Linked DNA regions of Homo sapiens: regions 1 and 3 are each linked to region 2. Evidence: chromatin contacts called from ENCODE Hi-C data. All regions are on one chromosome and are shown on one strand. The core of a region is the stretch at or near the end of the contact, and the rest is flanking DNA. Distances in the headings are between cores, read along the strand shown. Region 1 holds the start of GPA33-AS1 (GPA33 antisense RNA 1). Region 2 holds the start of LINC01675 (long intergenic non-protein coding RNA 1675). Region 3 has its middle 16 kb from the start of LRRC52-AS1.

Evidence for each region. A loop is a pair of places that touch in the nucleus more often than their neighbours do. Pooled maps may share reads with other maps.
Region 1: a loop to region 2 is called in a map of IMR-90, with 10 times the contacts of the local background. The contact joins the promoter of GPA33-AS1 here to the promoter of LINC01675 in region 2. A Hi-C loop is called at or near these places in 6 of 168 maps with a recorded cell type or tissue (Calu3, HCT116, IMR-90 and 2 more), 15 of 37 single-sample maps with no recorded cell type and 20 of 50 pooled maps.
Region 3: a map of CD4-positive, alpha-beta T cell shows a loop between it and region 2 (4-fold over the local background). The contact joins the enhancer-like site here to the promoter of LINC01675 in region 2. A Hi-C loop is called at or near these places in 3 of 168 maps with a recorded cell type or tissue (CD4-positive, alpha-beta T cell, CD8-positive, alpha-beta T cell and naive thymus-derived CD4-positive, alpha-beta T cell), 10 of 37 single-sample maps with no recorded cell type and 13 of 50 pooled maps.

Annotation. Positions count from the first base shown.
Region 1 is chr1:167,051,304-167,054,003 of GRCh38, forward strand. It overlaps GPA33-AS1 (GPA33 antisense RNA 1), which reads left to right and starts at 1,382. Exons shown (of 6, transcript XR_922249.3): 1 at 1,382-1,463. GPA33 (glycoprotein A33) reads right to left here. Exons shown (of 7, transcript NM_005814.3): 7 at 1,533-2,700.
Region 2 is chr1:166,488,651-166,491,350 of GRCh38, forward strand. It overlaps LINC01675 (long intergenic non-protein coding RNA 1675), which reads right to left and starts at 1,389. Exons shown (of 3, transcript NR_146890.1): 1 at 1,211-1,389. RefSeq lists an enhancer at 1,392-1,561.
Region 3 is chr1:165,596,692-165,599,391 of GRCh38, forward strand. It overlaps the pseudogene TRK-CTT13-1. Among named protein-coding and RNA genes, the nearest start is that of LRRC52-AS1, 16 kb to the left of the region's middle. Within about 2 kb of position 1,385, at least 30 of the 41 ENCODE cell types and tissues checked have a DNase peak (open chromatin) inside an H3K27ac peak, as active enhancers do.

The DNA of each region.
Region 1 (2,700 bases), core at 132-2,631, 560 kb after region 2:
TGCCCAAGTATTTGAAACTGCGAGTGGGGATTATATGGAAAACTGTCTGAAGTGCCTAATAAGGGTTTATAGTACACAATCTTCCCTCAATTAATGGGTAGCATTTGTCTCTCTTCTAAAACACCATAAAGTCTTTGAACCAGCAGCTGGAAACCATAATTTGGGAAGGGATGCCTAACATTCTAAGGAGACTGCATTGCTGGGCTAATTTTGATTGTATAAGAACCTACAACAGTCCAATTCCCAGAGTCTGTGGACCGAAATAAATTCAGCAGGAAACTGTAGTCTTACTGAGTGATAATATGATTTGACACCCAAGTAATAGAAACATGCATTGGAGGACAGAAGAAATGTCAGCACCAGCCCTTTTCCACTTGTAAAACTCCTCATTCTTCTTCAAGATGCAGCCCAAATGCAACCTCCTCTCTGAAGCTTTCCTGAACTCCCTTAGGCTGAGTTACTCAGGCCCTCCTGTGTCCTGTAGCCCCTTCTCTTGCTCATGTAATTATGTTTCTATGTCTGTGACCGCCATTAGATTTTAGCTCCTCCTGAATAACAGTTTCTTAGTGACTTTTATATACTCTGCAAACAGCACACTGCTTGGCACGTAGTAGATGCTCACAAAATATTTGTTGTTGAATTAATGCAGTGGGTCTCGATTTCCCTCCTTTTCTTCCCTAAGCCTGGAGCTAAGGCAGGTGAACCTTCAGAGTCCTTTGAGGGGCAGAGAGAAGTCAAGTCAAACCTGGGGGAAGGTGGCCGCCTCTGCTTCCGTGGCTCCCTCAAGAACATGCTTGTGGAACCTTGCACCGTGAGGACTGGAAGGCACCTCAGAGTATCTAGAGAGCTAGGAGATGTCCTTGGGCAAGATACTGTGATACCAAATGTTATTCATTTAACAAACCTTTGTCAAGGGTCAACACATGCCAGGCCATAAAGAAGCTACAGTTCCTATCCTTACAAATCATACAGGGTGAGGCAGAGACAGACCTGTACACAGGTATAATAGGCACACAGTACTGTGTGACAAGTGCTCGGACAGGAGGGAGCACAGGAAAGGACACTGAAGAACAGACCTTGAATATCTCGCAGGAGAGTCCATGTCAAAGCCAAGAGCCCACAGCGGAGCGAAGTTGCCTTGGAGGAGGAAGCGTCACAGTTCTCTGTGACAGAACAAGAGGACTGCCCCGCCCCTTTCTCAGAAGGGGCATCATAGGAAGCAGAACTGGCTAGAGCATCTCCACCATCTTCCTTCAAGCACGTGGACCGACACCCAGGCCTCCTGGTGTCCTGACACTGCAGACTCCTGGAATATACCTCCACCAGCAGGCAGGAATCTGTCCTATTCCCAGCAACCACTAGAGGCACTGCCTGACCCTACTGCGGCCACAAGCAGAGGGACCCCAGGATTCTCAAATCTGTTACCTTGTCTCACCTCCCCTAGGAAGCAGAAGAGTGCTATGGTGAGTAGAGATGATCCATGAGACCCAAGCTTTATCTTACTGCAAACAAAATCCACATTAAAAAAGAAATAAGAATTTCCACCCACAATTTTATTATTACTGAAAGCATTTGGAATGAAGCAAAGGATTTAACAATATATATAAAAATATACATTTTTTAAAAAATCGCAAGTAGACAATAGATTTATGGAATTATTTTTCTGATCATCCAGAAAAGATAGCAATAGTAAACTGCAGTTGGGTGAGACCAGCCACTGGTCCATGAGACCTAAGCAGCCCTAACGCTGCCTGAGCTCTCAAGAGTAGAAGAAATGCTCGACAAACAGAAGGAGGCTGTGGGAGGGCAGCAGGACAGCCCCACCAGAAAACCAGAGCCCAAATGGGCTGGGCAGGGCCAGGGCTGAGGTATCGGGATGCAGGAACAACCAGGAACCCCATGTGGGTTGAGGAGACATGCCAATTATTCTGGCCTGGAGAGGAATTACCAGGACACAAGAACTCAGACCATCTGCAAGCAAGCTCCCTTGTGTGTGTTCACTTTAAATCAATTCGTGTTTAACTCACTGAATGAATACGTGGGTTTGGGTGGGAATCATCCCTGTGTCTACGATCATCTCAAGGAGACCAGAGAAGGGAAGGCACAACCAATCAAAGCAGTTTCCCCAATTAAGCTTAAGTGCCCACTAGGATGGGCGCCAGCTACTAGGGCTTCAGGGAAAGCAAAAGCCATGAGGCCCAGGCCCTGCCCCAAGGAGCTGGCGCTCTAATACAGTGAGAGCACTCGCTCAGAAGACTGTGCCTTGTGGCCCATGATTGGACGTGGGACAGAGTAACAGGATTGTTTCCACGTATGTGGACAATTAGGATAGGGTTAGAGAAATCCTTGTGATTTGAGATGGGCCTGGAGGGACAGGTACGATATTGACAGGCAGAGATGGAAAGTGTGTGGGCAAAAGCTCCCCAGGGCCTGTGCAGCAGGAGTGGGAGGTGGCCTTCCCAGGAGGGTTTGGAACATACTGGCAGCTACGGGAAGTGAGGTTGGAAAGGGAGTGGGAGCTGGAGGCCAGGCCAATGCAGGGCCCAAGCATACTCACTTATTCTTTCATTCATTCAAGAAAGATGTGTGGAGTGCAAACCCTCCACCTGGTGCCCCTCCAGGTGCTGGGCACACAGGTGAGCAGGACAGCCCCCACCCCCCAAGGCTGGCATCGCCTCCCTGGAGAGTTCTGAGTGGGAG
Region 2 (2,700 bases), core at 139-2,638:
TTTTGCCACTACTACAAATACTACAGCCACAAAACCAGAACTCTGATACCAGAAAACTGCTAAAATCAATAGCCTTCTTTATTATAGAGGGTCAGCTTCTGGATTTCCTGTGCATTATGCAGCCATGAGTGAAGCCCAGCCCCATCCTCTTCCAACTTCCCCACCATCTCCCACCGGCACCCAACATACACTCAAGGCTCTGGCCTCCATAGGACAACAGTGACCACCTTGTTGAAGTATATGAGCTGCCTTTCTTCACTTACCTTCTCCCCCGTGGAAATTCTTATTTTATTCAACCGTATATCCTCAGGGCTCAGACCAGGGATTGGCCCATTGAATATGCTCAATTATTGCTTATAGAATTGATGAATGGATAAAGAACATTTAAAAGGGAGAGAGATAGAGAGTAAATCCCAGAGACAGTGCAGGGACAAGAGGTTTAGAGAATTAAAGAATACTAAAGTAAGAATGTTTATGGAGACTACTTAGTTTAACCCATTATTTATACACATAAGAGAACTGAAGCCCAGAGAGATAAAGAGATTTGTCCAAGAATATTCATATGGTCAGCAGTTGTTTACATTTGAAGGGAGTAAATGTAAATCATTTAGGTCTTAAGCCAATTCTTTCCCCCTTCCCTCCCTGTAACCACTGTTTCTCAATGAAGGATGAAGGTCCATAGAATTAATAATTTCATCTATACCACTAATATTTATTGAGCCTATATCATGTGCCAGGCCCTGTTCTAGGATCTAGGAATAGGGAAATACACAAAACCAACAAAAGCCCTTATGTTTCTGGAGCTTACAGATTCTGGCGAAAGAGGTTTATATAAAGTAAAATAGACAATTATATAGTTAGAAGAGATTGTGACATGGGAAAGAAAAGGGCGTAATAAGAAAGAGGAAGAGCAGGGGGCCAGAAAGGGACTTGGAAAGTGGCATTTGAGAAAGAGCAAAGACTTGAAGGTAGAGAGGGTGCATTGGCACTATTTAGGGGAAGGATGCCTAGGTCCAGGGAAAAGCAAGGGCAAAAGCCCTGAGTCAGGAGTGTGCCTGGCATGTCTGAGGTGTGGCATGTTCAGTGTGTGCAAGGGGAAGAAGTGAAGGGTGAGGTCATTGAGAGAGAGAGAGAGAGAGAGCAAGAGAGAGCTAGAGAGCCAGTTAAACTGTGAAGCTCCTCGTGGGCCACTGTAAGCAGCCTGACTTACTCTGTGAGATGAGAAGCCACTGGGAGGCTTTGAGCAGATGAGTGACTTATGAGTTCAGCAGGTAACTCTGACTGCTATGTTTTGAAGAGATTATAGGTGGAAATAAGACGAGAAGTCTTCTCCCAATGGAAGGTCTTTTCTCGATCGAAGGGTTCCTGGTCTCACGGGCTTCCAGGAATGAAGCCGTGGGCCGCAGTGGCGAGTGTTACAGCTAGATTAGAGAAACCCGCGGACCCAAAGAGGGTGCGGTGGCAAGATTTATTAGAGCAAAAGCGAAAGTAAAATGAAAGCAAAAGTAAAGCTTCCACGTGGTGGAAGGGGACCTGGAAGGGCTGCCGTTTTTTTGCTTCTGTCTTATGCTTATGTCCCCTTATGACCCCTCGTCTTTTCCTTTTTCTGTCCTACATAACTAGCTTATTTTCAATCCGCTTGTGGGTTGACGGGCCTGATTGGTTAAAAACATCAGGCTGCAGCTAGAGCTTAAACTCCCTATATGATTGGTTGAGGTTTCAATCCCTTAGCTTGCAGCTGTGACTCATTTTGGCTTAGGGGAAAGTCCCCTTAGGGAAGTTCCTATTGGCCCAGGAAGTCCAGCCAACTTAGCCACTTAGTCCCTCACAAAGGGTGAAAGCAATAGGCCCAGTAATGAGACTGTTGTGCTAATTCAGGAGAGAGAAGATGGGGCTTGGGCAGGGTGGTGGCAGTGGGGGTTGAGAAGTGGTCAGATGCCGCATATTTGTGGAACAGCTGGGAAGATTTGCCGATAGACTGGATGTGAGATATGAGAGAAACAGGAATTAAGGATAATTCCAAGGCTTTGGCCTGAGCAGCTGTTAGGAATTGAGACTGGAGACAGTTCCTCCCTTGGGAGGGAAGATCAGGAGCTCCGTTTTGACTGTTAAGTTTGAAATAACACATTTAAAGGTCTAGTATATAAATCCATATACATGGCAGAGAACTGGACGAGAGTTATTAGTGTAGATGTCGTCAGCATAGGAAAGATCTTAAAGCCTGGTTTAAGACTGGTTACTATCACCAAGGGGTGAGAAGAAGGCCAAAGGGCTTAGCAGTGGGGCTCTCCAACATTTAGAGACTGGGAAATGCAGAACCAAGGAGAGTGAGAACAAACAGACAAGGAGGTAAGAGAGTCAGGAAAATGTGGTGTCCTGGAAGTGCGCAAAGAAAGTACGCCAAGGGGAGCCATTTACCAATGGTGTGAGACAAACATTGCTGATAGGAAAAAAAAAAAAGAGGATGGCTGGGATCTGGGTGTAGACTTAGCAGTGAGGATGTTCTTGATGCTCTTGACAAGAGTCATTTATGTGGAGAAGGGAGAACAAAAGCCTACTGAATACAATGGTGAGAGAAGGAGAGAATTAGAGACAACTATGAGCACCAGCAGTTATTTCAAGGAGTTTAGCTAAAACAGGAGCAGAGAAATTGGGAGGTGAGTTGATCAGAAAACAATGGAGGTCAAAAAATGTATTTAG
Region 3 (2,700 bases), core at 135-2,634, 890 kb before region 2:
GATGGACTAATTTTAATTATCGAAATTTAGACACCCAAATGAGCATTGTCTTTCAAAGGACTCCCTATAGCTACATATCTAATTCCAAGTGACGCTGCCACACTGATCAGAACGTTCATGGAATTCCTCTTTGGAATCACTTTCCAAGTTACATAAGAAAACCAGTACATTCTTTAACAGTCATATTTTTTTCTTTTTCTTTTTAAATTCCAAAACGGGGTGTCTAGCTAGATCAGTTGGTAGAGCATAAGACTCTTAATCTCAGGGTCATGGGTTTGAGCCCTACGTTGGGCGCTGTGTTTCCCAGCATTTTGGGAGGCCGAGATGGGCAGATCACTTGAACTCAGGAATTCGAGACCAGCCTGGCCAACATGGCAAAACCCCGTCTCCACAAAAAAATACTAATATGAGCCAGGTGTGGTGGCGCATGCCTGTAGTCCCAGCTACTTGGGAGGCTGAGGTGGGAGGATCACTTGAGCCTAGGAGGTGGAGGCTGCAGTGAGCTGAGAGCGCCACTGCACTCCGGCCTGGGTGACAGAGTGAGACCTTGTCTCAAAAAAAGAAAGAAAGAAAGAAAAGAAAAGAAAATGGCACCAACCAGCTTATTGATCTACTTAGTTCCAGATGCTTTTTGACTATTTGCTAAAATGTGTACATACATGCATACATAAAAATAAAATAAAAACGACTCGGGAAAGGAAAATATTTTTACACTGAGGATACCCAAGAATGCCGGGTACATTCTCCCACTTTCCCTTTTTGTCTGCTTATTACCCACTTCCTCCAGCAGTACCCTCCACCTTCTGACAGAAAACCAGGTCTCTTCTCTGTAAACCAAGGTGGTTCGAAATGAGATGGTGGGAATGTCCCTTACAACGGCCAGCCCCAATCCCACCGGGAGTAACTTCGACATATTCCTTTACTCTTTCTGCTTCTTTTAACATATCTGAAAATGGAAAGTAGGTAAACTGCACCTACTTCCTCAGAAGGTGGAAGGGATTCGTGGTGTAATCTCTCTACGTGGGCGGAAACACACTGTAAGCACCCAAATAACAAAATGTAAATGTCTAGCAAGTATATAAAAAAACATCAGGAAAGGTTTTTTGTTTGTTTTTGTTTTGTTTTGTTTTTGTTTTTGTTTTTCATATAAAAGGCCAAAAGTAGGGAAGTGACAGAAAGGCTGATTGCCGACCTTTTCAGAGCTTACTTATTTTAAACAATTACACTGACTCATAAAATAAAAGTATTTCTTGTGCCCCGGTCAAAAGCAAGTGGATTTTTACTTTAAGGGTGAATAATAAGAATGCTTTGGGGATGACGAATAAAAGGGCTTCCCCCGGCTAGCCGAGGCGGAGCCATCGGGGATATACCATCTCTCCTCGTCGATCTGGAAGGCTTTCTGAAGGAACTGGGGTTTGTGTCCCTGGCACGCCCGGGACCTGCGTGGGGCTCAGCGCGCTGCCAGGCGACCTCAGCAGCCCAGAGCTTCAACGGTTGCTGTGGCAACAGGCCGCCCAGAGCAGCAGTCAAAGTCCCTGCGTGAGCGACTGCACTTCCCAAGCGCGGAGAGTCTGCCCAATGAGTTCCGCCCTCTCTAGCGCGCTTTCTGTGATCCACCAATCAGGCTCTGCCACGCCCGAGCTGAGTGGTCAGCTTGCCTGGGAGGGCGGGGTTAGGGTGCAGAAACAGGACGGAGAAGGGGGCTGTATTTCCCCTGGCGTGTGAAATGGATGTTAGTGACTAAAGCTCAATTTTCCAGTTAAGGGAGGAGCCGAGACTTTTAAGTCGAGTGTTCCTGTGGGGCCAAAAGGATGGTTTCAGAGAAATCCCAGGAAGTGAGAGTGCTGGGATATGCGAGGGGCCCACGGAGCCCTCCCCTGCGTGTCTGAGATCACACCCTGCGGGTACCCTGCCGTCGTGTGCTGAAGGAGGTGACTGGATCTCGACTCCAGAGTTTGCTCCTGAGATCGAAAAACAAAACAACCCAATAATAGTAATGACAGCCCTGGGTGGGGACAGTTGCAGCAGGTCTCATGAGAAACTCACTAATTTTGTAGGTTCAGGGAAGGCGTGGGCATGTTGGTGAAGTAAGGTTCTGAGTGGAAGAAGAAAATGCTGCTTCTGGGGAAGAGAATACCGTCAGAAGGAAGGAAAGAAAGGAGGGAGTGGGAGGGGAGGGGAAATCAAGGGAGAGGAGAAGAGGGGAGGAGGGAAGGTGAGGTGAGGTGATTGGTATTCTGCCAATCCCATTCTGCACACTAGTGAGACCTAGCAAGGACTAGAGTTTCAGGGGGAAAATACGAGAATAATGAAAGATAACAGAGAGGAAAGAAAAAAGAAATAATTGAAAAGTTTGAAAGAAGAAAGACAACAGCTGAACCAATGGAGGTGAAAATAGAAGGAAATGAAAATTCTGCAAGCTTTTGTTTCATGGATAAAAGGACTGTATTTTCTGGTCCATTATCAGGATACAAGATGGAAAAAAAAGCTATTGAACTTGTGGAGAAAGTGGCTGGTTTAAATTAGTCCTGTCCCTGAAAATCCAAGCTGCGTGTTTGTCAGTCTTATGGCTGATTTAACTCATAGGCCCAGGAGAGAAAGGATAGAAGGAAGCCTGAATGACCAGCAAAGAATCTGCATCCAATCAACACTCAGAGCATGTATGCTACATTCTTCAGAAACCTTCAGGAGTCATAGACT